Linked DNA regions of Homo sapiens: region 2 is linked to region 1. Evidence: read pairs that join two places in POLR2A ChIA-PET (ENCODE). Cell type or tissue: Panc1. All regions are shown on one strand. Each heading gives the region's core, and the rest is flanking DNA. Links, peaks and the distances in the headings are about the cores only. Region 1 holds the start of SEMA6B (semaphorin 6B). Region 2 overlaps MYDGF (myeloid derived growth factor).

Region 1 (16,652 bases), core at 4,976-9,975:
AAACCAAACAAACAAACAAACAAACAAAAAATGCAAACCTGATCTCATCCCTCTTGCTCTTCACTCTTCCATGGCTCCCCAGTGCTCTCAGGGAAAAAGTCCAAGTTTCTGCCTGCAGCCCACAAAGCCTTGCCTGATCCATCCTACCAGTTCCCTGCTTTCCTGTTGTGCATTCTCCCCTAGTTCCCTTCCCACACAGACTCTCTCACGATTACTTAAGTATACTGAACTCACTGAAGCCTCAGGACCTTTGCACATGCTGTTTCTCCAACTTTGAACACCCTTCCCTCTTCCTCCATCTCACACCCAAAGTCCAGCTCCAATGTCCCCTCCTCCAGGAAGCCCTCCCTGCTCCTCTCCCCAAAGGCAGAGGATGAGGATATCTTTGGCCCAGTTCTGACCAAAGGGACTTAGAGGGTCAGTGTCAGCTTGTCCCACCCCAGCCTGGGGCCGAGGCCTCTCAGAGGTCTAATCCAGTGGTGCCCAACCTAGCACCCAGGGCATACCTGAGGAGTGAATACAGGCCCTCTCTACCCATGCCCACCAAATGCTCCCAGTTTGCTCCCATTGGTGGGCGCTGACCTGTTGCTGGGCGTGGAAAAAACGGCCAGGACCACGGGCCGGCCCCCGAGGCTGACCACGCCCGTGACAGCCTGCAGCACGTTGAAGTAGAAATGGGAGTCTCCGGGTACAGAGCAGTTGAGCCGCGCCTTCAGGAAGGACGTCCACTGCTTCTCCAGCACGCGGGGGGAGCCTCCCACGTCGTTCTTGCACACTCGGGCCACGCGGGACACCACCACCTGGGCGTGACAGTGGACGGACGGGGGCCTGAGCTCTGTGTCCCAGGAAGGCCTGTTCACAGGCTGTGCCACTCACCACCCAAACTGTGATGGAGGAGTCTGACCCTGGCTCTGGTGGGACCCCGGCCAGTCACCGTTCCTCTCTGGGCACCGGCTTCCCTGGCAGAAATTCCCGGTGGGAATGTCAATGATGATAATAGCAACAGTGACAACCATAATCATCACTGTTTCCACGAAGACCCACATTTTATTCTCACATCTCTTACACTCTTCCCGAGGGGGGCCTACTGATATCCCCCCATTGTACATGTGGGGACACTGATAAGAGGCACAGATAAAAGGAAGTGACTGGTCCAAGGTCACAATAGTAGTTAGTGGCAGTCTGTGCACTTCAGCACTGCCTGGTTGCCTGGATGGACGGATGAGTGGATGAGTAGATGGACGGACGATTACAATGGAGGGATGAGTAGGTGGATGGATAAATAAATACATCTGAAGAAGGATGATAGATAATGGAAGAGATGGTGAAGGAGAACAAGGTAATCAAGCAATTGGTAGATAAGTAGATGGATGTGTGGGTGGATGGATGAACAGATGGATAGAGAGAAAGCTAGGTGAGTGGATGGATGGATGCATGGATAGGTGAATAAGTGGATGAATGAATGGATGGATAAGTGGGTGGATGGATGGATGGATGGATGGATGGGTGAGTTGGGTGGGTAGATGGTTGGATGGGTGAGTGGATGGATGGATGGATGGATGGATGGATGGATAGGTGAGTTGGATGGGTGGATGGTTGGATGGGTGAGTGGATGGATGGATGGATGGATGGATGGATGGATGGATGGATGGATGGGTGTGTGGGTGGATGGGCAGATAAATGGATGGATAGATGGGTGGGTGCATAGATGATGAGTGGGTGAATGAGATGGATGGATAGATGAGATGGAAGGGTGGATGGATTGGCAGATGGATGGATAGATGAAGGATGGATGGATGGGTGGGTGGATAGGTAGATGGATGAATGGATGGGTGGATGGATTGGCAGCTGGATGGATGGATGGATGTGTGGATGGATGGATGGATGGATGGGTGGGTGGGTGGGTGGGTGTGTTGGTGGATGGGTAGATAAATGGATGGATGGGTGGATGGGATGGATGGATGGATGAATGGATGGGTGAATGGATTGGCAGATGGATGGACAGATGATGGATAGATGGATGGATAGGTGGATGGACTGATAGATGGATAGGATGGAAGGGTGGCTAGATGAATCGATGGGTGGATGGATGCATGGACAGATGGATGAGTGCACGGATGGATGGTAGTGGGTGGATGAGTGAGTGGGTGGGCAGATGAGTAGATGGATTAATGGGCTCATGAAAGTGTGGGTGGGCTGAAGAACAGACAGATGGGTAAGTGGGAGGGTGAGCAGGTAGACGGATGGACAGGGGATGAAGGATGGATAAGTGATTGTGGCTGGGTGGGTGGGTGGACAGGTGAACAGCAACAGCACCAGGTGTATCTGACTTCCAACTCAAGTCCCTCGTCAGGGCTGAGTGCTCCACGGCTGCTCCGTAGATGTCTTCAGCCTCAGGGCCTGATCATGGCTGGAAAGGAGGCCCTGGGGACCAGAAATGGAGGGCAGGACCCTCTCACCCCATGCAGGGATTCATGGATCCACCTCTGCCCCCTCACTTCGCATGATCAGAGCCTCTCAACTTCATGCCCCACTGCACCGGCCTCACCTTCTCCAGGTAGTTAAACTCCATCGCAATCTCCCGGAAGAAGAAGTAGACATGGCTGCCCCACTCCACCGCATGGACAAAGTAAGGCTCTGCAGGACAGGAGGGGTCAGAACTCAGCCCCTGACATGACAAAGGGGGTTTCTGGGGCTAAGAACTCACTGGCTTTTATGGTGAAGGGGGGACATAGGCTGGTTACCCAGACAATATGAAACAGACTCAAAGTTTGGTATTTTGCAGGGGAAGGGAGGTCAGAAGCCTAAAATCGCTGTGTCTCTTGCTGCAAATGGCAACATCAACTATTTTTTGTTATCTTCCTCCCTCATGTGTTGAAGAGCTGAGTCCTGCTATATCTTTTCTGTGGTTCCATTTTGGGCTTCTAAGCCACCCACTTCCAGCGGGTTCTACTTTAGATCCAACTAAACTTGTTCCTCTAGCTTTCTAGTCTTCAAAAAGGCCAACAGATTCCAAAGATGTGGTGGAAATCTCTCCACCAAGCTCCTCTGGGACTCTTATTCTGGTGGGGAGATTTGATGAATGTCAGGTTCTGGGCCCTGCCAGGTCTGGGCCCACTGCCCTTCCTGGTCTCACCTTTGAACCACTTGGAGTCATGTTTCACGGTGCGCAGGGTGGGCCTGTCCCCGAGGCTGCGGTAGATGACAGCATCAATGGCTAGGAAGTCGGTAACAGTAGCTGTGAAGAGCATCCCGTCTGGATGGGGTGGGTGGGGAAGGCAGGCAAGAGATGAGACCGCAGAGGCCAGGGGCTGGGTGGGTCGAAACTCGATTTTCTGAGACTGAGTCCTGAGCCTAGGGGAGCCCCTGTCTCCAGGCTGAGCCCTGATCCCATCCAAGCCCCACCTCCATCCAAGCCCTGACCTTAACTGAGCCCCTGACCCCGGCTAAGCCCCAAATCCCGCTGAGCCTCAATCCCAGCTGAGCCCCAAACCTGGGCTGAGAGTCTGCCCATGTCACAGCTGGGACAAGTGGTCGTCCAGCTGCCTTCTAAACAACCCAGACGCTGGAGTAGAAAATGCCAGGTCTTGCCTGTGGCTGGGGCTGATCAGATGGAGGTTGGGGGGGTACTTACCAGAGAAGAGGGCAACATTGGCGTGCTTGGGGTCGTACGGGCAGCGGGCCATACCGCTGATGTTGTCTCCGACGGGCTGCAGGGTGTCTATCTGCAGGGACCATGGGGCCTGAGTGACAGATCTCCTGACCCCACCTAGCAGCCCCTGGCTCCCTCAGCCCCCCACTCCAGGGGGAATCCTGATCCACCACGGATTACTGTGTGACCTTGGCCACTCACTTAACCTCTCAGGGCCTCAGTTTACTGATCTGTAAATGGGTTTAAGAGTCAATGCCTAGTTAGACCTGTAACTGGCTCATTACCTAAGTAGCTACGGCTTCCCCGGCCCCCTGTACAGGCCTCGTTTGGACAGCGCTGACTCCTCTTGAGCTCAGGGGGAGGAGGCAGGGAGAGTATATCCAGGAAGGCTTCCTGGAGGAGGTGACACGGCCTGGGGAAAAGCCATGGCCAGCGGAGGTCGGGCGAGCAGAGGCCTGGAGGTTGGACCTGGGGCGCAGGGAGTCTGAAGACTCACGCTGTAGTTGGCGCACACCGGGTTGAAGGCGTTGGAACCGCACACAAAGAGCGTGGACTCGTCCCGAAGGAGCAGCACCTTTACGAAGTTTCGACACTCGCCCTGAGGTGGGGACAGGAGGAAGCGGGGAGCGCGATGTGGGCGTGGTCATGGTGATGGGCGTGGCCAGAACCTGAGTTGTGTGGGTGGAGGGCCGGTCTGTTGTGGGCATGGCCAAGGCAGGGGCTGAACCTAGGACTGGCTGGGGACACGGTGCGACCCAGACAGGGAAACACTTTGTATCAGCAACGCAGGCAAGGCCAGGATGGTGGGCATTGTCAGACTGTGGGCATAACCATGGCAATAGCAGAGTCCTAACCTGGGATGGAGGAGAAGGATCCGCCCTGGGTGTGGTCACGGCCGATTGGGGTGGGGCATGGTCGTGACCAGAACTAACTGGGGCGTGGTGGGCACGGTTATAGCTGATTGGGGCCAAGTTGGGAGCGTGGCCAGAGCTGGTGGGGTGGGCGTGGCCTGGGCTTATTGGGGCGGGCCGGGGGCGTGGGGGGCGGCAGGACTGATAGGGGAGGGGTCGGGATGGGGACCTGATCGATTGGGTGGGGAGTGAGCTATTGGGTGGCGTGTGAACATGGCCTGGGCTTGTTGGAACGAGGCTGGGGGTGGTGGTAGGACTGACAGGGGCAGAAGTGTGGGCATAGCCAGAACTATTTGGGGCGTGGTTATGGATAATTGTGGCTAGGCTGGAGGCCGGGCTAGGACCAATTGGGTGGGGACGTGGACGTGGCCATGGCTGTTTGGGGGTGTGGCCAGGGCTGGCAGTTGGGCGGGGCCAGGGCTGATTGGGGGTGGGTTGGGGCGTGGCCAGGGCTGGCGGGGTGGGCGTGGCCTGGTCTGATTGGGGCGGGGCATGGGTAATGCCAGGGCTGATTCGCAGGGGCCGGGACCGAGCCAGGGCCAACTCACCTCCTGTTTGCCCTTCATCCGACACACGTTTATGTCGCTGGGGTTAGATCTCCAGGTCAGCTTCTGCAGACAGAGAGAGCTGGTGAGGGGGTAACGGGTCCCAGCAGCCCTGAGTGACCCCGCCGTGCTGGGCCGAATCCACCCAGCTCCCCGGCGCAGTGCCGCGTCCCCCTGGCCCTACCCCTCCACTCCCACCTGCACCCCTTCCTCACCCTCTGGTACCGCAGCTCCGTGGACGTGGGGGGCTCCAGCTCTACGCGGTAGAGGTTGTCCCTGGGGGAGGGGCATAGTTAGTGAGAACTGGGGGCTCCGCCACCCTCTCCCGTTCCATCCTTCCCACTGCCAATGTGGTGTGCACACGGGGGCATGCAGGGCCATGCCAATGCCTCTGACACGAGCAACTCTAGCGCCGACCACACCCCCCCAAGGGCCCCAGCAGGCCTTCATATCCTGCACTCCACCTCCTGCCCGGCACGCCCCACGGACTGCCCCCAACACCATGTCCCATGGCCTTAGGTCAGGTGCCCCACTCGGCGCCTCCCAGGCGCCCACCAGGCTCTCTCCCCTCACACCCTTGCCGAGGAAGCCGCCCTGCTCAACGTCATTGGTGACCTCGTGTAGTTAAGCCCAGTGGTCACTTCCGCATCCTCCTCATCCTCTCCAAAGCATTTGATCTGTCCGGTCTCTCTCCTTCCTGGGAAGCCCATCCCTAGAAGCCCCGTAATCTCACACTTGCTTCTCCCCACGACAGCTTCCACCTGGTCCAGCCTCAATCATAGCCAGCCTGGACAGCCCAGTCCCCTCCACCCTGGTCCCCTGGATTCCATTCTCGCCCCCTCCCAGAAGCAGCCACCAGAGGGCGGGCGCGTGTGAGCACCTGAGTCAGGTCCAGTCCTTCCCCTACCTAAAACCCTCCGTGGCTCCCACCTTCCTCCGGGTCAAAGCCTAAGTCCTCCCAATGGCCCAACAGGCCCTGCACGACCTGCTCCATCCCCTCCCTGCCCTCGCCTCCTCTCTCTCTCCCCCTCGCTCATTCTGCTCGTCACACAGGCCTCCTTGCTGTCCCCAGCAATACCTGTCCCCAATGAACAGCGTCCTGTTGACCCGCAGGACTCGCTGGATGTTGAGGTCGTCAGCACCTTCTGCGGGGGTCAGGCGTCCGGGCCCGCTGCCCACAAACACGGGATAGTGGTTCAGGTCTGAGTGAGGGGGTGGAGAGGGGTGTGAGCAAGGGCTGGGGGTGAAGAGAGGGTGGCCTGAGGTCATGCCCCTTCTAGGGGTGGCTCCTGGACTGCTTGAGTCCCCCAGTGGGGGCAGCAGACCCAACTGGGAACCCAGATACTCCCACGGGACTCCACCCCCGCCCAAAGACACCCCCAGACTCACAGTCCCTGGGGGCCACGCTAAGCGGCGGCGGCTCCTCAGGAAAGAGGCCGTGGGCGCCCCCCAGTAGCAGCAGCAGAAGCAGCAGGGCCGGGCGGGGAGGGGACGCTCGCGGGGTCTGCATGGCGAGGGCCAGGCGACAGGAGGAGGTGACGCCTGCGGGCAAGGGGCGGCGAGGTGAGCGGCCTGCAGTCCCGCTCGTGGCCACAAGACGGCGGGCGAGAGCAGCAGACGCTCCTTCAAATCCCAGAAAAATTCCTCACGGGGATAATAATTAATAAAAACAATAATGGCAATAATAATAATAATACACAGCACTGATTTAATTATCAGAACAACTTTATGGCCACGTGTGCGTGAAAGCCCAGGAAACGACTTCAAACAAAACTGCATTCGGTAATTTAAAACTAATAATAATTATTATAATAATAGATACAAATATCCTAAAACATATATTTAAAAATGCAATCGCAAAATACATGCATAAAAATACTTAGAATTAAAACACAAAAATATTAAACTCAAAGGCTAAAAAAAAAAAGAGTCAAAGGCTCTTGGAATTTTATAAGCCACAAGCTGGCTGTGTGTGGTGGCTCACGCCTGTAATCCCAACATTTTGGGAGGCCGAGATGGGAGGATCATCTGAGGTCAGGAGTTCAAGACCGGCCTGCCTAACATAGCGAAACCCTGTCTCTACAAAAAAATACAAAAATTAGCCAGGTATGGTGGCCTGTGCCCGTAATCCCTGCTACTGGAGAGCTGAGGCAGGAGAATCCCTTGAACCCAGGAGGTGGAGGTTGCAGTGAGCCAAGATCGCACCACTGCACTCCAGCCTGGGCAACAGAGCAAGACTCCATCCAAAAAAAAAAAAAAAAAGCCACAAGCTGGGAATGACAGTACTACATAACCACAGAATCACAGAATATTCCCCATGCCAAGGGCCTCTGTGACCCTGGTAGATCTGACCTCCTTCCCAAATCCAGCCTTTTCATTCTCCGCTTGCACACCTCCATGACAGGCACCTCACTACCTCTCACGGGGGACTGCTTCCCACTCCCATTCAAGGTAACTTTGCAGAAACTTCTAGGTGTGTGGAGTGGAGACACTCTCCCATCCAGGTAATGACATAGCAGCGGAATTCACCCTCTGAACCCCCGCCCTCCATGCTGAAGGTCCCAGTTCAGAGCACCCCCTACCAGAAAGGGGTACAGTCCAGGTCCCGGAGCCCCGAATGAGAAGTTCAGCAGCCTCGTCCTTCTGGGAAGTATTGGGCAAGCTCCGAGCCCATTTTCCTGTCTGAGCAGCAGGGGTATCCCCCAGCCCTGCCCTGGCCTTCTGGCTCAGGGATTCTGAGCCCCCAGAGGTGAAGGTGATTCGCGACAATCGGCCCTGGGGTGCCTGCCCCCTCCAAAAACAGGAAGACCTCGCATAGCGCGGCTGGACTTCCTCTTCACGACCCTGAGCTTCCAGGATTTGTGACTCAGCGAACACCCGGATTCCACGTGTGTTCAGGGCACGGCCCTGTTTCCTTCAGAATTTCCTTCCCTGGCTCCTCCCCTGCTCTACAGCCTCCTGTGGCTCCCAGGGACCCCTGAGTCCAGGCCCCAGCCTCTCCCTGGGATTCAAGGCCCCTGACCTCAGACCCCACTTCGGCCTACCCTCCCCTCATGCCACGGGCCTTTCTAGCCCCCTACCCCAGAACCTAACTAAGAGCCCTGTCTGCCCTGTGCCTTTAAAAAAAAATGGCTAAAATATATATAACATAAAAGCTGTCATCTTAACCATTTTCATTTAACTATTATTAGTAGTATTATTATTTGAGACAGAGTCTTGCTCTGTCGCCCAGGCTGGAGTGCAGTGGTGCCATCTCAGCTCACTGCAACCTCCCCCTCCCGGGTTCAAGCGATTCTTCTCAGCCTCCCAGGTAGCTGGGACTCCAGGTGCATGCCACCATGCCCGGCTAAATTTTTTTGTATTTTTAGTACACATGGCGTTTCACCATGTTGGTCAAACTGGTTTTGAACTCCTGACCTCATGCTATCCACCCACCTCGGCCTCCCAAACTGCTGGGATTACAGGTGTGAGCCACCATGCCCAGCCTCCTTCATTCTTATTATTTTTTTGAGATGGAGTCTCGCTCTGTCACCCAGGCTGGAGTGCAGTGGCATGATCTTGGTTCACAGCAATCTCTGCCTCCCAGGCTCAAGCGATCCTCCCGCCTCAACTTCCCAAGTACCTGAGACCACAGCCACGTGCCACCACGCCCAGCTAATTTTTGTATTTTTAGTACAGATGGGGTTTCACCATGTTGGCCAGGCTGGTCTCGAACTCCTGACCTCAGGTGATCCACTCGCCTTGCCCTCTCAAAGTGCGAGGATTACAGGTGTGAGCCACCACGCTCGGCCACCTTTTGGTTTTTTGACAGTCGCCATCCTAATGGGTATGACATGCTGTGTCTTTCATCTTGTGTTTTATCAGAATAATATTTAATTCTAGAAACTATTTCTTTAAACATTAAGAGACAGGGTCTGGCTCTGTTGCCCAGGCTGGAGTACGGTGGCACAATCACCACTCACTGCAGCCTTGAACTTCCAGGCTCAAGCAATCCTCCTACCTCAACCTCCCGAGTAGCTAGGACCATAGGTGTGCACCACCAAGCCTGACTTTTTTTTTTGCCGGGGGTGGGGGACGCAGGGGAAGGTGGACAGAGTCTCACTCTGTCACCCAGGCTGCGATGCAGTGGTATGATCTCGGCTCACTGCAACCTCCACCTCCCAGGTTCAAGCAATTCTCGTGTCTCAGCCTCCTGAAAAGCTGGGATTACAGGTGTGCACTGCCACGCCCGGTTAATTTTTGTATTAATTTTGTAAAGCACTTTGTGAGGCCAAGGCAAGAGGATCACTTGAGCTCAGGAGTTTGAGACCAGCCTGGGCAACATAGCGAGACACGCCCCCATAATCTCTACAGAACATAAAAAATTAACCAGGCATGGTGGCACGTGCCTGTAGTCCCAGCTACTTGTGAGGCTGAAGCAGGATGATTGCTTGAGCCCAGGAGTTCAAGAATGCAATGAGTTATAATTGGTCCACTGTACTCCAGTCTGGGCGACCGAGTGAGACCCTATCTCAAAAAAAATAAAATTAATTTAAATTAAAACAACGACAAAAAAACACCTAGCAAACATAAAGCACTTGCTAGGTGCCAGGCATTATCATAAGTACTTAAATTAACTCATTTAATCTTCACAGCACCCCCAAGGGGTGAGTGCTCTTTTTTTTTTTTTTTTTTTTTTTTGGAGACAAGAGTCCTGCTCTGTCGCCCAGGCTGGAGTGCAATGGCGTGATCTCGGCTCACTGCAACCTCAGCTTCCCGGGTTCAAGCAATTCTCCTGTCTCAGCCTCCCAAGTAGCTGGGATCACAAGTGCCCGCCACCATACCCGGCTAATTTTTGTATTTTTAGTAGGGATAAGGTTTCACCATATTGGCCAGGCTGGTTTTGAACTCCTGACCTCAGGTGATCCACCCACCTCGGCCTCCCAAAGTGCTGGGATTACAGGCATGAGCCACTGCCCCCGGCCAATTTTTGTATTTTTAGTAGGGATAAGGTTTCACCATATTGGCCAGGCTGGTCTTGAACTCCTGACCTCAGGTGATCCACCCGCCTCGGCCTCCCAAAGTGCTGGGATTACAGTTGTGAGCCACGGTGCCCGGTGGGCCCTTAACTGTTTTTAAGTACACACAGTTCACTAGCATTAAGAACATCCACATAATTGTGCACCCATCACCACCACCATCTCCAGAACTTTCTCGACTTCCCAAACTGAAATTCTGTCCCCATGAAACACTCACTCCTCACCCCCCTCCCCAGCCCCTGGCACCTCCCATCCTACTGTCTCAGTGAACCTGATGACTCTAGGGACTTCCTAGGAGTGGGTCACACAGTGTTTGTCCTTGCGTGTCTGGCTCTCTCACTGAGCGGGATTGCCTCAAGATGCATCCACACTGTGACCTGTGTCAGGGTTTCCTTCCCCTTTTTTTTTTTTTCTTGTTTTGAGACAATATCGCTCTGTCTCCCAGGCTGGAGTGCAGTGGCACGATCTCAGCTCACTGCAACCTCCGCCTCCTGGGTTCAAGCGATTCTCCTTTCTCAGCCTCCCAGGTAGCTGGGACTCCAGGTGCACGCCACCACGCCCGGCTAATTTTTTTTTTGTATTTTTAGTATACATGGGGTTTCACCATGTTGGTCTGGCTGATCTTGAACTCCTGACCTCATGCAATCCACACACCTCGGCCTCCCAAAGTGCTGGGACTACAGGTGTGAGCCTCCATGCCCAGCCTCCTTCATTCTTATTATTTTTTTGAGATGGAGTCTCGCTCTGTCACCCAGGCTGGAGTGCAGTGGCATGATCTTGGTTCACCGCAATCTCTGCCTCCCGGGTTCAAGTGATCCTCCCGCCTCAACTTCCCAAGTACCTGACACCACAGCCACGTGCCACCACGCCCAGCTAATTTTTGTATTTTTAGTACAGACGGGGTGTCACAATGTTGGCCAGGCTGGTCTCGAACTCCTGACCTCAGGTGATCCACCCGCCGTGGCCTCCCAAAGTGTGAGGATTACAGGTGTGAGCCACCATGCCCGGCCACCTTCCAGTTTTTTGACATACCCATCCTAATGGGTATGACATGGTGTGTCTTTCATCTTGTGTTTTATCAGAATAATATTTAATTCTATTTCTTTACACTTTTTTTTTTTTTTTTTTGAGACAGGGTCTCACTCTGTTGCCCAGGCTGGAGTGCAGTGGTGTGATCTCGGCTCACTGAAAGCTCCGCCTCCCGGGTTCTCGCCATTCTCCTGCCTCAGCCTACCGAGTAGCTGGGACTACAGGTGCCCACCACCAAAAATTAGCACCCGGCTAATTTTTGTTGTATTTTTTAGTAGAGAGAGGGTTTCACCATGTTAGCCAGGATGGTCTCAATCTCCTGACCTCGTGATCCGCCCGCCTAGGCCTCCCAAAGTGCTGGGATTACAGGCATGAGCCACTGCCCCCGGCCAATTTTTGTATTTTTAGTAGGGATAAGGTTTCACCATATTGGCCAGGCTGGTCTTGAACTCCTGACCTCAGGTGATCCACCCGCCTCGGCCTCCCAAAGTGCTGGGATTACAGTTGTGAGCCACGGTGCCCGGTGGGCCCTTAACTGTTTTTAAGTACACACAGTTCACTAGCATTAAGAACATCCACATAATTGTGCACCCATCACCACCACCATCTCCAGAACTTTCTCAGCTTCCCAAACTGAAATTCTGTCCCCATGAAACACTCACTCCTCACCCCCCTCCCCAGCCCCTGGCACCTCCCATCCTACTGTCTGGGTGAACCTGATGACTCTAGGGACTTCCTAGGAGTGGGTCACACAGTGGTTTGTCCTTGCGTGTCTGGCTCTCTCACTGAGCGGGATTGCCTCAAGATGCATCCACACTGTGACCTGTGTCAGGGTTTCCTTCCCTTTTTTTTTTTTTCTTTTTTTGAGACAGTCTCGATCTGTCTCCCAGGCTGGAGTGCAGTGGCACGATCTCAGCTCACTGCAACCTCTGCCTCCTGGGTTCAAGCGATTCTCCTTTCTCAGCCTCCCAGGTAGCTGGGACTCCAGGTGCACGCCACCACGCCCGGCTAATTTTTTTTTTTTGTATTTTTAGTATACATGGGGTTTCACCATGTTGGTCAGGCTGGTCTTGAACTCCTGACCTCATGCAATCCACCCACCTTGACCTCCCCAAGTGCTGGGATTACAGATGTTAGCTACCATGCCCAGCCTCCTTCATTCTTATTATTTTTTTGAGATGGAGTCTCGCTCTGTCACCCAGGCTGGAGTGCAGTGGCATGATCTTGGTTCACCGCAATCTCCGCCTCCTGGGTTCAAGCGATCTTCCCGCCTCAGCCTCCCGAGTACCTGGGACCACAGGCGGGTGCCACCATGCCTGGCTAATTTTTGTAATTTTAGTACAGACAGAGATTCACCATATTGCCCAGGCGGGTCTCGAACTCCTGACCTCAGGTGATCCACCCACCTTGGCCTCCCAAAGTGCGAAGATTACAGGTGTGAGCCACCACACCCGGCTATCTTCCAGTTTTTTGACAGTAGCCATCCTAATTGGTGTAATATGGTCTGTCTTTCATCTTGTGGTTTGTTTTTTTTTTTGAGACGGAGTCTCGCTCTGTCACGCAGGCTAGAGTGCAGTGGCACGATCTCGGCTCACTGCAAGCTCCGCCTCCCGGGTTCACGCCATTCTCCTGCCTCAGCCTCCCCAGTAGCTGGGACTACAGGCTCCCGCCACCACCACGCCCAGCTAATTTTTTGGATTTTTTAGTAGAGACGGGGTTTCACCATGTTAGCCAGGATGGTCTCTATCTCCTGACCTCATGATCCGCCCACCTCAGCCTCCCAAAGTGCTTGGATTACAGGTGTGAGCCACAGCACCCGGCCTCATCTTGAGTTTTATCAGAACAATATTTAACTCTAGAAACTATTTCTTTAAACATTGTTTTAAGAGACAGGGTCTGGCTCTGTTGCCCAGGCTGGAGTACAGTGGCACAATCACCACTCACTGCAGCCTTGAACTTCCGGACTCAAGCAATCCTCCTGCCTCAGCCTCTCGAGTAGCTGGGACCATAGGTGTGCACCACCATGCCTGGGTTTTTTTTTTTTTTTTTGGGCAGGGGGGAGGGAGCCGGGGAGGGGGGAAAAGATTCTCACTCTGTGGCCCAGGCTGGAGTGCAGTGGCTCACTACCGGCTCACTACAACCTCCACCTCCCAGGTTCAAGCGATTCTCGTGTTTCAGCCTCCTGAGAAGCTGGGATTACAGGAGTGCACTGCCACGCCCGGTTAATTTTTGTATTAATTTTGTAAAACACTTTGGGAGGCCAAAGCAAGAGGACTGCTTGAGCTCAAGAGTTTGAGACCAGCCTGGGCAACATAGTGAGACACCCCCTCACAATTCCTACAGGAAATAAAAAATTAACCAGGCGTGGTGGCACATGCCTCTAGTCTCAGTTACTTGTGAGGCTGAAGCAGGATGATGGCTTGAGCCCAAGAGTTCAGGAATGCAATGAGTTATGATTGGTCCACTGTACTCCAGTCTGGGCAACCACGTGAGACCCTGTCTCAAAAAAATAAAATAACAACAGGCCAGGCGCCGTGGCTCACGCCTGTAATCCCAGCACTTTGGGAGGCCAAGGCAGGCGGATCACGAGGTCAGGAGATAGAGACCATCCTGGCTAACACGGTGAAACCCCGTCTCTACTAAAAACACACAAAAAAATTAGCTGGGCGTGGTGGCAGGTGCCTATAGTCCTAGCTACTCGGGAGGCTGAGGCAGGAGAATGGCATTAACCCGAGAGGCAGAGCTTGCAGTGAGCCGAGATCGCGCCACTGCACCCCATCCTGGGTGACACAGCGAGACTCTGTCTCAAAAAAACAACAACAACAAAACACCTAGCAAACACAAAGCACTTGCTAGGTGCCAGGCATTGTCATAAGTACTTAAATTAACTCATTTAATCTTCACAACACCCCCAAGGGGTGAGTGCTCTTTTTTTTTTTTTTTTTTTTTTTGGAGACAAGAGTCCTGCTCTTCGCCCAGGCTGGAGTGCAATGGCGTGATCTCGGCTCACTGCAACCTCAGCTTCCCGGGTTCAAGCAATTCTCCTGCCTCAGCCTCCCGAGTAGCTGGGATTACAGGCATGTACCACCACACCCAGCTAATTTTTGTATTTTTAGTAGAGATGGGGTTTCACCATGTTGCCTAGGCTGGTTTCGAACTCCTGGCCTCAAGTGACCCACCCTCCTCAGCCTCCCCAAGTGCTGGGATTACAGGCGTGAGCCACCGCACCTGGCCTGGTGAGTTCTCTTAATAGGCCCCTTATACAGACAGAGAAACTGAGGCACAGAAAGGTAAAGTCATTTGCCCGAAGTCAGGGATCAGCGGAGCCCACAGATCCTGCTCCATTTTACTTATTTTGATAATAACACACAACTGAACCCCAAATGTTTACTGCGGGGAGTCCAGGCCACTTCACAACGAACCCCATCTACTTAGCTTCAGTTTACCCCCTCGATCTGGGGTTACCCGACGCCTGTGCGCCTCCCCCTATCCCCAAGACCATCTGCTTCTCTCCGTGAAACTCGAGGAGCCTCTGCCAGCAGCCGCTCGGCGCCTGCCTGCTCAGAAGCGGCCCCAACACCTGCCACGCTGCGGCTGCCGGACACCTGGTCACAGGGAGCCACGGGGCTGGCGGGTGCGCCCCGTGGCGTGCGGGGTTCTCCGGGGCACCCGTGCACCCACATGTCTGCGTGCCCCAGGGGTTGGGGGGCTCCTGCCTGCAACCCTGGGGACTTGCATGTACTCTGTGGGGGCGCCTTGTTGGGGGAGAGGGGCCACAAAGCAACAGCTCCCTCCAGGAGGCCCCCAGCTGTCACTCCAGCTCTGCAAACATGAGCCCACTGTGCAGATGTGGAAACTGAAGCTCAGGAATGGAAACGTCCTCGGGGACCCCCTAGTTTAGCTCTTCTTCCTGGGAGCTCTGTCCTCTGGCGACCCCCATGCCCCACACTCGCCAGCCTCACTCCCAGCTTTCTGTCCCGCCTTGCACCCCCCTCAACCGCCAGCTCTCCGTCTCTCTTTTCCCTCGACTCACGCCCCTCTTGGGCGGCCTTGTACGCTCCTGGGTCCCGAAACCCCGTCTATATCCGATGACACCCACCGTCCTGACTGTAGCCAGGCCTCCCCCAGCTCCGGATTCGGGGTTCAACTTCCCCTCAGCCGCTCCAGGCACGGGGCTCATGAAGTCTCACCCTCAGCCATACGGGGCACGACCCCAGAACCGCGCCGCCCTAGCTACTGTCACCCCGTCATGGGCCTGAATTTCCTGGGGGAACTCTCCCCCAACCTTCTCTCCTCCAGGCCAGCGCGTCTGGGCTGTTCTTGGCCCCTGAGGCTTCGGTGTAAGTTTTAGGATCCGGTTGTGAGTTCCAAGACAAACAACAGATAAAACAAAAACCCTAATGGGGTTCTCGCTGGAGTGGCACTGAGGCTACCGATCCAATCGGGGTCAACGGATGGTCGATGTCCCCCGACCCGGCCCCACTTCTGCGTCCTCCGTCTCAGCTGATGGCTTAGGACACAACTGGAGCTCATCCTGACTTCCCCGCCACACCCCATTCCACCAGCCTCACAGCCAGCATTAGCCACTCCTGCGGCCTCTGCCTTCGAGTTTACGCAGAACTCTCACCGCTTCCCGTCCATGCCGTGGCCACTCACATCCCCGCCTGCCTGGCCCAGCTCAGCCCAGCCCAGTCCCCTCCGCCCTGATCCCCAGGCTGTCCTTCCCGAAACAGCCACCAGAGGACGCCTCTGAGCACATGAGTCAGGTCCCGTCTCTCCTCTGCCCTTACCCCTCCATGGCTCCCACCTGCCTCGGGGTCAAAGCCGGGGTCTTCCCTGCAGCCCACAAGGCCCTGTACAACCTGCCCCATGCCCTGTCTACCCTCTCCTCCTCCCTCTCTCCCACTCATCACTTGGCTCCAGCCACAAGGGCCTCCTTGCTGTTCCTCCAACAGGCCAGGCATGGTCCTGCCCTAGGGCCTTACCCCAGGCTGTGCCCTCTGCTTTGGGAGTTCCCCCAGATACACACGCAACTCACTTCCTCACTTCAGGTCATCTAAGAGAGGCTCCCCTTGGACCTTCCTGGAACCCAGACGCCTCTGCCCTCCCCACTTTATGCCCTCCTCTCCTCCCCCATCACACGCAGGCCCGTGTGCTGCTGGGAGTGTGGGTCTGGGAACAGCTGTGTGGGCACCACTGTCAGAAATGCAGAATCCCAGGACCAGGCCCGCTCACCCAGGCCTGCACCTGATCAAGATCCTGCAGGGATCCACGTGCATCACAAACTCTGAGAGGTGCAGCTTCATGCGTGGATTCCCCAAATAAAATAATCACCTGGGGCCGGGCACGGTGGCTCACGCCTGTAATCCCAGCACTTTGGGAGGCCAAGGTGGGAGGATCACTTGAGCTCAGGTGTTTGAGACCAGCCTGGACAACATAGAAATACCCCATCTCTACAAAAAATGCAAAAATTAGCTGGGCGTGGTGATGTGTGCCT
Region 2 (8,511 bases), core at 1,794-6,793, 110 kb after region 1:
TTTTAGTAAAAACATGGTTTCACCATGTTGGCCAGCCTGGCCTGAACCCCTGACCTCAAGTGATCCACTCGCCTCAGCCTCCCAGAGGGCTGTGATTAGAGGTGTGAGCCACTGTGCCTGGCCCCTTTGTGCCAGAATGTTCTTCCAGCTCATTCATAGACACGCCTCTCTCCCCTGTGGGCTGGGAGCTGCTCTGGGACAGGACCCCATGTCCATTCACTGCACATGGCTTCTTGGTTGCTGACAGCAATCCAGGTACTACGACGGGGGCTGGGGCTGGGCAATGAGAGGCCAGTAAAGGCTTCTCAGAGGGCATTGACTAGGAAGTACAGGAGTTAACTTAAGAAGTGGGGAGGATCATCTGCCCAGGTCTCTAGAAGGCTGCTAACGGAGGCTTCTAAGGAACTGGAGTGGCAGAAGGTGTCGGAAGGTGACAGCAGGGGATGATGGCATCTCTGGTGTGAAGAGAGTGTGATGGGGATGGAGGGGCAGCAGGGGGGCCATTTCTGTGGAAGCCCTGGCTGGGGTTCTATGTGCATGGGTGGGGCGGGGGTATCCAGGGAGCCCTAGATTCTTCTTTAAGCCCTAGCACTGCCAACAGCCCTGGTCAGGGAGGGTCCAGTCACTGTCTGAGATGAGGAGGCCTGGGGTGGCAGGTCTCCGGGGCTGAGCATGCCCCTGGGGAGCTTTTGTGGGGGTTGGACAGGAGGATTCAGGCTCAAGGTGAGCCCAGCCACCATCCCAACTGCTCCAGACCTGCACCTGCCCAGATGCCCTCTGGGGAGCTGGCACTCAGGGGTCCATGCAGGGCAGTGGCCTGCAGACAGACGATGGCGACCGTGGGCTTCCCCAAGACTACAGGGCGGCCTCTGCAGGGTCTCTCTGGGCTGATGGGGCCTATCTCCTCTCAATGACCCTCCTGATGCCTCCTGGGGCCTTGGCCTGCCTGTGATGCAGCCAGTTCCATGGAGTGGGTGAGAATCTCCCCAGAAACACCTGCTGTTTGTAAAGCGCCCCGCAGGGCACGGCGGGACAACACCCACACGAGGCAGCAAATCACACCCTGTCCTTCAGTTAAACGTCGCCACTCCCTGATCTCTGCCTCCCATTTGTCAACGTGCTTTAACCTGACCGCAGTGGTGGAGCTATAGCTTGGACTTCTCCCTCCAAAGTGTCTGCACAAAATAAAGGCTCAAGAAATACCCACTGTTTGGGCTGAGACATTCTGGGCCAAGGATCAGGGAAGAAGGGACAAGATTCCTGAAGCCCCCGACCCCCTCCCCACCGGGGGGCCTGACGGCTTCCTTCCCTTCATGACCTTGCCCAGATCGAGCTGGGATCTAGGCAGTGGGGTTACGAGAATGAGTGGGGCGAGTGGAGCCGGGATAAGCCCATAAACCATGAGCCTGACAGAGGATGGCGGCAGGGGCAGAATCGGGCGGTGTCTGGGGAGACTTGGGGAGGGGCTGTGGACCCAGATGCATGTGTGTTCGGGCAGGTGGAAGAGAGTGCACAGCTTTTGTCTGATTCCCAGATGTCTGCACCCCAAGAAGGCTATGAGCCATCAGGCTGGTCCTTCAGAGAACATGCTGGTAAAGACCTGCCTGAGGGGAAACAGCTGGGGCCCCTTCTGGTGGGACACATTCCCCGGGAGATAGCATCATCCAAACCTCCACAGCCACTACCCCACAGACTCCCACACCTGCCACCTGCCTAGCTCGTCCCCAGCCCAGACCTGCACCAGCTCCGCCAGTTCCACCAGGACTCTGCCCAGCACCTTCCTCCTCCTCCTACCCCAGCTAGCTGATTCCACAGCCTCCAATCTGTGCCCTCCCCTCCTCCCTGTCCTCATTTTACACAGCCTCCAGTCTGTGCCTTCCCCTCCCACTCCGTCCTCATTCTACAGCCTCCAATCTACTCTCCCCACCCCACTCCATCCTCATTCTACAGCCTCCGATCTACATTCCCCACCCACCTCATCCTCATTCTACAGCCTCCAATCTACCCTCCCCACCCGTCCTGTCCTCATTCTACACAGCCTCCAATCTACCCTCCCCACCCGTCCTGTCCTCATTCTACACAGCCTCCAATCTACCCTCCCCACCCACCCCATCCTCATTCTACAGCCTCCAATCTGTGCCCTCTCCACCCATCCCATCCTCATTCTACACAGCCTCCAATCTACGCTCCCATCCACCCCATCCTCATTCTACAGCATCCAATCTACTCTCCCCACCTACCCCATCCTCATTCTACACAGCCTCCAATCTGTGCCCTCTCCACCCACCCCATCCTCATTCTACACAGCCTCCAATCTACCCTCCCCACCCCATCCTCATTCTACAGCCTCCAACCTGTGCACTCTCCACCCACCCCATCCTCATTCTACACAGCCTCCAATCTATCCTCCCCACCCACCCCACCCTCATTCTACACAGCCTCCAATCTACCCTCCCCACCCACCCCATCCTCATTCTACAGCCTCCAATCTACCCTCCCCACCTCATCCTCATTCTACAGCCTCCAGTATACCCTCCCCACCCACCCTGTCCTCATTCTACACAGTCTCCAATCTGTGCTCTCCCCACCCACCCCATCCTCATTCTACAAAGCCTCCAATCTACCCTCCCCACCCACCCCATCCTCATTCTACACAGCCTCCAATCTGTGCCCTCTCCACCCACCCCATCCTCATTCTGCACAGGCTTCAATCTGCGCCCCACCCCCAACCCCCGACTCCATCCTGGTTGGTGCCTGGAGGGGCTCCCTGCCTCAGCCTGCCTCCTTCAGCCGGGGGGATCTGAGCTCCACATGTTCCTGCAGGGAGCCCTCTGGAATAGGACTCAGCCAGGAAAAGAAATGAGGCTGACACGGGCCTCAGCATGGATGAGCCTTGAGGACGTCACGTTCAGTGAGAGACGCCAGACACCAAAGGCCACACAGGGAAGGTTTGACCCCATTTCTATGCAATGTCCAGGACACGCCCATCCACAGAGACAGGAGGGGGATGCGTGGCTGCCATGTGCTGGGAAGGAGAATGACTCTGATGGGAACAGAGTTTATTTTCAGGGGATGAAAATGTTCTGGAAGCAGAGGTCTGGCTGCACACCTCTGAGAAAGTACTCCATGCAGCTGAATTGTGAGCTTAAAATGCTGTGCTTTATGGAATTTTATCTCAGTTTTTAAACATTGCCAAAAAGGGTCAGGCATGGTGGCACACGCCTGTAATCCCAGCTACTCAGGAGGCTGAGGGAGGAGAATCGCTTGAACCCAGGAGGCGGAGGCTGCAGTGAGCCAAGATTGCTCCACTGCACTACAGCCCGGGCAAAAGATGGAGACTCCATCTCAAAAAAAAAAAAAAAAAAATTGCCAAAAAGCCCTTTGGTGAGTTCGTCTCACCCTTAGGGGAGGGTGGAGCCCCTTGGGGCCTTCCTGGGCCCTGGTCCACGCTCCGCACCCTCTGAGCTGCTTCTCCTTTTCCTGGGACCTTGCCCCGCACAGGCTCCCCCCGTCTCCCCCAGACCTTCTCAGTCTCTGCATCAGTGCACTTCCTTGGGGAGCACTCCCACCCCAGCGACCCTGCCACCCCCCACCTGCACGTGCATGAGTCTCCCTGCTGGTCTGTCTTCCCCTCCAGGGGTGCAGCCCTCGTTCCCTGCCTTCCAAAGCAGCTCCTGAGGCCACAGGGCAGGCCAACGGCAGCCGGAAATGCCATCCCCACCCCGAGTCTCACCTCCAGATGGTGCAGGTGAAGTGCTGGTGGTCTTCGCTGGTCCCCAGACTCATCTGCCATTGCTGGGGAGAGAAGACAGCGCGGGTCAGCCCCGGACACACAGCTGCTCTCGGAGACTTCTAGGTGTGCCTCTGATTCTACAGTCAGGCCACCTCTTCTGTACCTCCCGATTCAGGGGCTGGCCACTAAATCCCCTGCCCCGCCCTCCTGGTGGCCTGGGGTTTGCTGTCATCTGTGATCAGGGAGCCTGCCTGCACCACATCCTTCCCATAAAAGTGGTGCCTCTAATGAGAACTACCCCAAAGTGGCTCCCACGGATGGGGAAATAGGAACAACGCTGTTTGTTTGTTTGTTTGTTTGTTTTTGAGATGGAGTCTCTCTCTGTGGCCTGGGCTGGCGTGCAGTGGCACGATCTCGCCTCACTGCAACCTCTACCTCCTGGGCTCAAGCGATCCTCCCACCTCAGCCTCCCAAGTAGCTGGGACCACACCCAGCTAATTTTTGTGTTTTGTAGAATCACTGTCTTGCCATATTGCCCAGGCTGGTCTCAACCTCCTGGCCTCAAGCAATCCTCCCACCTTGGCCTCCCAAAGTGCTGAGATTACAGATATAAGCCACCATGCCAGGCCTAAGAACAACTCTTAAACATATAAATAGATGTCCAGGCCGGGCGCGGTGGCTCACGCCTGTAATCCCAGCACTTTGGGAGGCCGAGGCAGGCAGATCACGAGGTCAGGAGATCAAGACCATCCTGGCTAACATGATGAAACCCCATCTCTACTAAAAATACAAAAAATTAGCCGAGCGCAGTGGTGGGCGCCTGTAGTCCCAGCTACTCGGGAGGCTAAGGCAGGAGAATGGCGTGTACCCGGGAGGCGGAGCTTGCAGTGAGCTGAGATCGCGCCACTGCACTCCAGCCTGGGCGACAGAGCGAGACTCTGTCTCAAAAAAAAAAAAAAAAAAAAAAAAAAAAAAAGATGTCCCATATCATTTATGAAAAATAAATAAACACAAGCTGAACTATCGTGAGATACCTTTTTCTCCCAGGTCAGAAGGGCAAAAGCCCTCCTGTCTGCTAACACACCATATGGGTGTGAAAACCAAGACTATTCCAGGTTGTCGGTGGAGCTGCAACAGGTACAAGCAAAATGGAAAATGCAGGCTGGGCATGGTGGCTCATGCCTGTAATCCCAGCACTTTGGGAGGCCAACGTGGGATGATCACTTGAACCCAAGAGTTCGAGACCAGCCTGGGCAACATAGCGAGACCCCATCTCTAAAATGACTGGCCTCTTGCACGATGTTACCACCGGGGAACCTGGTTAAACGGTACTTGGATCTCTCTGTAGGATTTCTTACAAGTGAATGTAAATCTACCATGATCTCAAAACATACAGTTTTACTTTTTTTTTTTTTTTTGAGATGGAGTCTCGCTCTGTCACCCAGGCTGGAGTGCAGTGGTGCGATCTCAGCTCACTGCAACCTCTGCCTCGTGGGTTCAAGCGATTCTCCTGCCTCAGCCTCCTGAGTAGCTGGGATTACAGGCGCGTGCCACCACGCCCTGCTAACTTTTGTATTTTCAGTAGAGATGGGGTTTCACCATCTTAGCAAGGCTGGTCTCAAACTCCCAACCTCAGGCGATCCACCTGCCTTGGCCTCTCAAAGTGCTGGGATTACAGGCGTGAGCCACCGCGCCCAGCCCAGTTTTACTTTTAAGAAAATGGACCCATGAATCCCACTTCTGGGTGGTTTTCCCACAGATGTAACTGCACTTGTACAATGAACCCTGGCCAAGGTTATTCACGGACTGGGTTGGAAGTAACCCTCAATCCATTAGTACGGGATTGTCAACTCCACACGTCCATGCAACTGAAGCGCTTTACATAGGATACAGAAAAATCTCTAGGAGGCCGGGCACCGGTGGCTCACACCTGTAATCCCAGCACTTTGGGAGGCCGAGGCAGGCTGATCATTTGAGGTCAGCAGTTCAAGATCAGCCTGGCCAACATGGCGAAACCCATCTCAAGGTGTTGACCGGGCTAGGCTCTTACTGGTAGCTCAAGGTCCTCTTCCAAGCTCTTGTGGTTGTGGCAGATTTCAGTTCCTCTTGGTTGCGGGACTGAAGTCTTCATTTCCTTGCTGCCAGCCAGAGGCTGTTCTCAGCTCCTAGAGGCCGCGTGTATTCCCTGCCCTGCAGTTCCCTCAAGGGCAGCAGTGGCGTATGTGTCCATGTGCTTCAAATCACCCTTTTTTTTTTTTTTTTTTTTTTTTTGAGACAGAGTCTCGCTCTGTCGCCCAGGATGGAGTGCAGTGGCGCGATCTTGGCTCGCTGCAAGCTCCGCCTCCCGGGTTCACGCCATTCTCCTGCCTCAGCCTCCCCAGTAGCTGGGACTACAGGTGCCCACCAAAACACCCGGCTAATTTTTTGTATTTTTAGTAGAGACGGGGTTTCACCGTGTTAGCCAGGATGGTCTCGATCTCCTGACCTTGTGATCCACCCGCCTCGGCCTCCCAAAGTGCTGGGATTACAGGCATGAGCCAGTGCGCCTGGCTCGCCCGGCTAATTTTTGTAGTTTTAGTAGAGACGGGGTTTCACCATGTTGGCCAGGCTGGTCTGGAGCTCCTGACTTCAGGTGATTCGCCAGCCTTGGCCTCCCAAAGTGCTGGGATTATAGGCATGAGCCACTGTGCCTGGCCCAAATCATCTTTACTGGCTCTTCTGCCACCAGCTGGAGACAACAGCCAGCAAGGAAACCGGGACCTTGGTCCCTGAACCACAAGTAACTGAATTCTGCCAACTAAGAGCTTGAAGGAGAGGATTCTTCTCCCAGCCCAGAGACTTTTTTTTTTTTTGAGACAGGGTCTTGCTCTGTTGCCCAGTAGCACAATCACGGCTCACTACAGCCTTGACCTCCTGGGCTCAAGCGATCCTCCCACCTCAGTCTCCCAAGTAGCTGGAACCACAGGTGCACGCCACCACGCTGGGCTAATTTTTTTATTTTCTGTAGAGATGGGGCATGAGCCACCATGCCTTGCCTGTGATACCTTTATTTATTTATTATTTATTTTTTGAGACAGAGTCTCGCTCTGTTGCCCAGGCTGGAGTGCAGTGGCACAATCTTGGCTCACTGCAACCTCCGTCTCCTGGGTTCAAGTGATTCTCCTGCCTCAGCCTCCTGAGTAGCTGGGACTACAGGCATGTGCCACCATGCCCAGCTAATTTTTGTATTTTTAGTAGAGATGAGGTTTTGCCATGTTGGCCAGGCTGGTCTCGAACTTTGACCTCAGGTGATCTGCCCGCCTCAGCCTCCCAAAATACCTTGAGTTTGGTTTTATGAAGCACACAACTGAGCTGACCCAGACTTCTGACCTACAAAGCTATGAGATAATAAATGGGTGCTGTTTTAAGCCCCTAAGCTGTGATAACTTGTTGCACTGCACATAAAATACAACATCCCAACAGATGCTCATGGGGATGGCAGACTCCCATCTCCCCTCCCTCCTTCTGTCCAGACATTTGCTTGCTCTGTAGAATAATAACAGCAGAATCTGTCGTCACTGTTTAATGCCAATACTCTCCCTTTTTATTGGTTTAGGAAGAGTCATTCAATGAGTGTAAGGTGATATAGGTGAGACCCAACCCTGCTGTCTGCTACAGAACATCTCCCTACAACAATGGATACTGTCACAGTAAGCTAGAGGGAATTTTGAACAACTCACCTCATTGGTCCCTCCTTGAGAGGCGTAAGTGAACATACACGTATATTTGTCCTAGAGAATGGAAGGAAAAAAAAGGTTTGGTAGAAGGAAATTTTTATTTTGTTTAAGAGACGGGGTCTTGCTGTCACCCAAGCTGGAGTGCAGGGGCACAATGACAGCTCACTGCAGCCTCGAACTCCCAGGTTTGAGTAATCCTCTTGCCTCAGCCTCTCAAGTAACTGAGACAATAGGTACGCAACCACCACACCCGACTAATTTTTTTTTTTTTTTTTGAAGCAGAGTCTTGTTCTGTCGCCCAGGCTGAAGTGGGATGATCTCAGCTCACTGCAACTTCTGCCTCCCGGGTTCAAACGATTCTCCTGCCTCAGCCTCCTGAGTACTTGGGATTACAGGCACCTGCTACCACACCTGGCTAATTTTTCGTATTTTTGTAGAGATGGGTTTTGCCATGGGACCTGGACAAGTGAAAACTTTTCTGAGCCTCTAGTTTCTCTCTGTTTCTCTTTTTTATGTGAAGCATTTTCTCATCTGTAACTTGGGCCTAACATATAAAGGACTTGGCATCACACCTAACTATAAGGAAGTAGTCAACAAACTGGCCTGGCACAGTGGCTCACGCCTGTAATCCCATCACTTTGGGAGGCCGAGGTGGGCGGGTCACCTGCGGTCAGGAGTTCAAGACCAGCCTGGCTAACATGGTGAAATCCCATCTGTACTAAAAATACAAAGATTAGTAGTCCCAGCTACTTGGGAGGCTGCGGCAGGAGAATGGCATGAACCTGGGAGGCAGAGGTTGCAGTGAGCCAAGATCGCGCCACTGCACTCCAGCCTGGGCGACAGAGTGAGGCTCCATCTCAAACAACAACAACAACAATTATCCGGGTGTGGTGGCACACGTCTGTAATCCCAGGTACTGGGGAGGCTGAGGCAGAAGAATTGCTTGAACCCAGAAGGCTAAGGATGCAGTGAGCCGAGATCCCGCCACTGCACGCAAGTCTAAAAAGAAATAGTCAAAAAACAGTAAAGATACTGTTATTACAGGCGGGGAAAGGGAGGCTG

The links. ChIA-PET counts read pairs that join two places held together with the same protein. Peaks named below come from ENCODE experiments on the same cell type or tissue, not always from the same donor. Only the 100,000 strongest peaks of a DNase experiment are listed, where the experiment ranks them.
Region 2: POLR2A ChIA-PET joins it to region 1 with 7 read pairs; 5 of 35 experiments call an interaction of 5 or more read pairs at or near these places.

What each region holds. Positions count from the first base shown.
Region 1 is chr19:4,551,840-4,568,491 of GRCh38, forward strand. It overlaps SEMA6B (semaphorin 6B), which reads right to left and starts at 7,845. Exons shown (of 17, transcript NM_032108.4): 1 at 7,691-7,845; 2 at 6,498-6,650; 3 at 6,187-6,310; 4 at 5,324-5,384; 5 at 5,112-5,174; 6 at 4,149-4,250; 7 at 3,635-3,725; 8 at 3,137-3,256; 9 at 2,549-2,637; 10 at 583-800. The coding sequence starts at 6,618. RefSeq lists enhancers at 4,898-5,192, 15,718-16,218, 15,738-16,032 and a silencer at 15,738-16,032. In Panc1, for the core only: a CTCF peak has its summit at 6,700 (motif pointing right); no DNase peak of the experiment used is centred there.
Region 2 is chr19:4,661,143-4,669,653 of GRCh38, forward strand. It overlaps MYDGF (myeloid derived growth factor), which reads right to left. Exons shown (of 6, transcript NM_019107.4): 2 at 7,453-7,503; 3 at 3,734-3,795. Among named protein-coding and RNA genes, the nearest start is that of MYDGF, 4.9 kb to the right of the region's middle. RefSeq lists enhancers at 1-26, 328-1,098. In Panc1, for the core only: no CTCF peak of the experiment used is centred there; no DNase peak of the experiment used is centred there.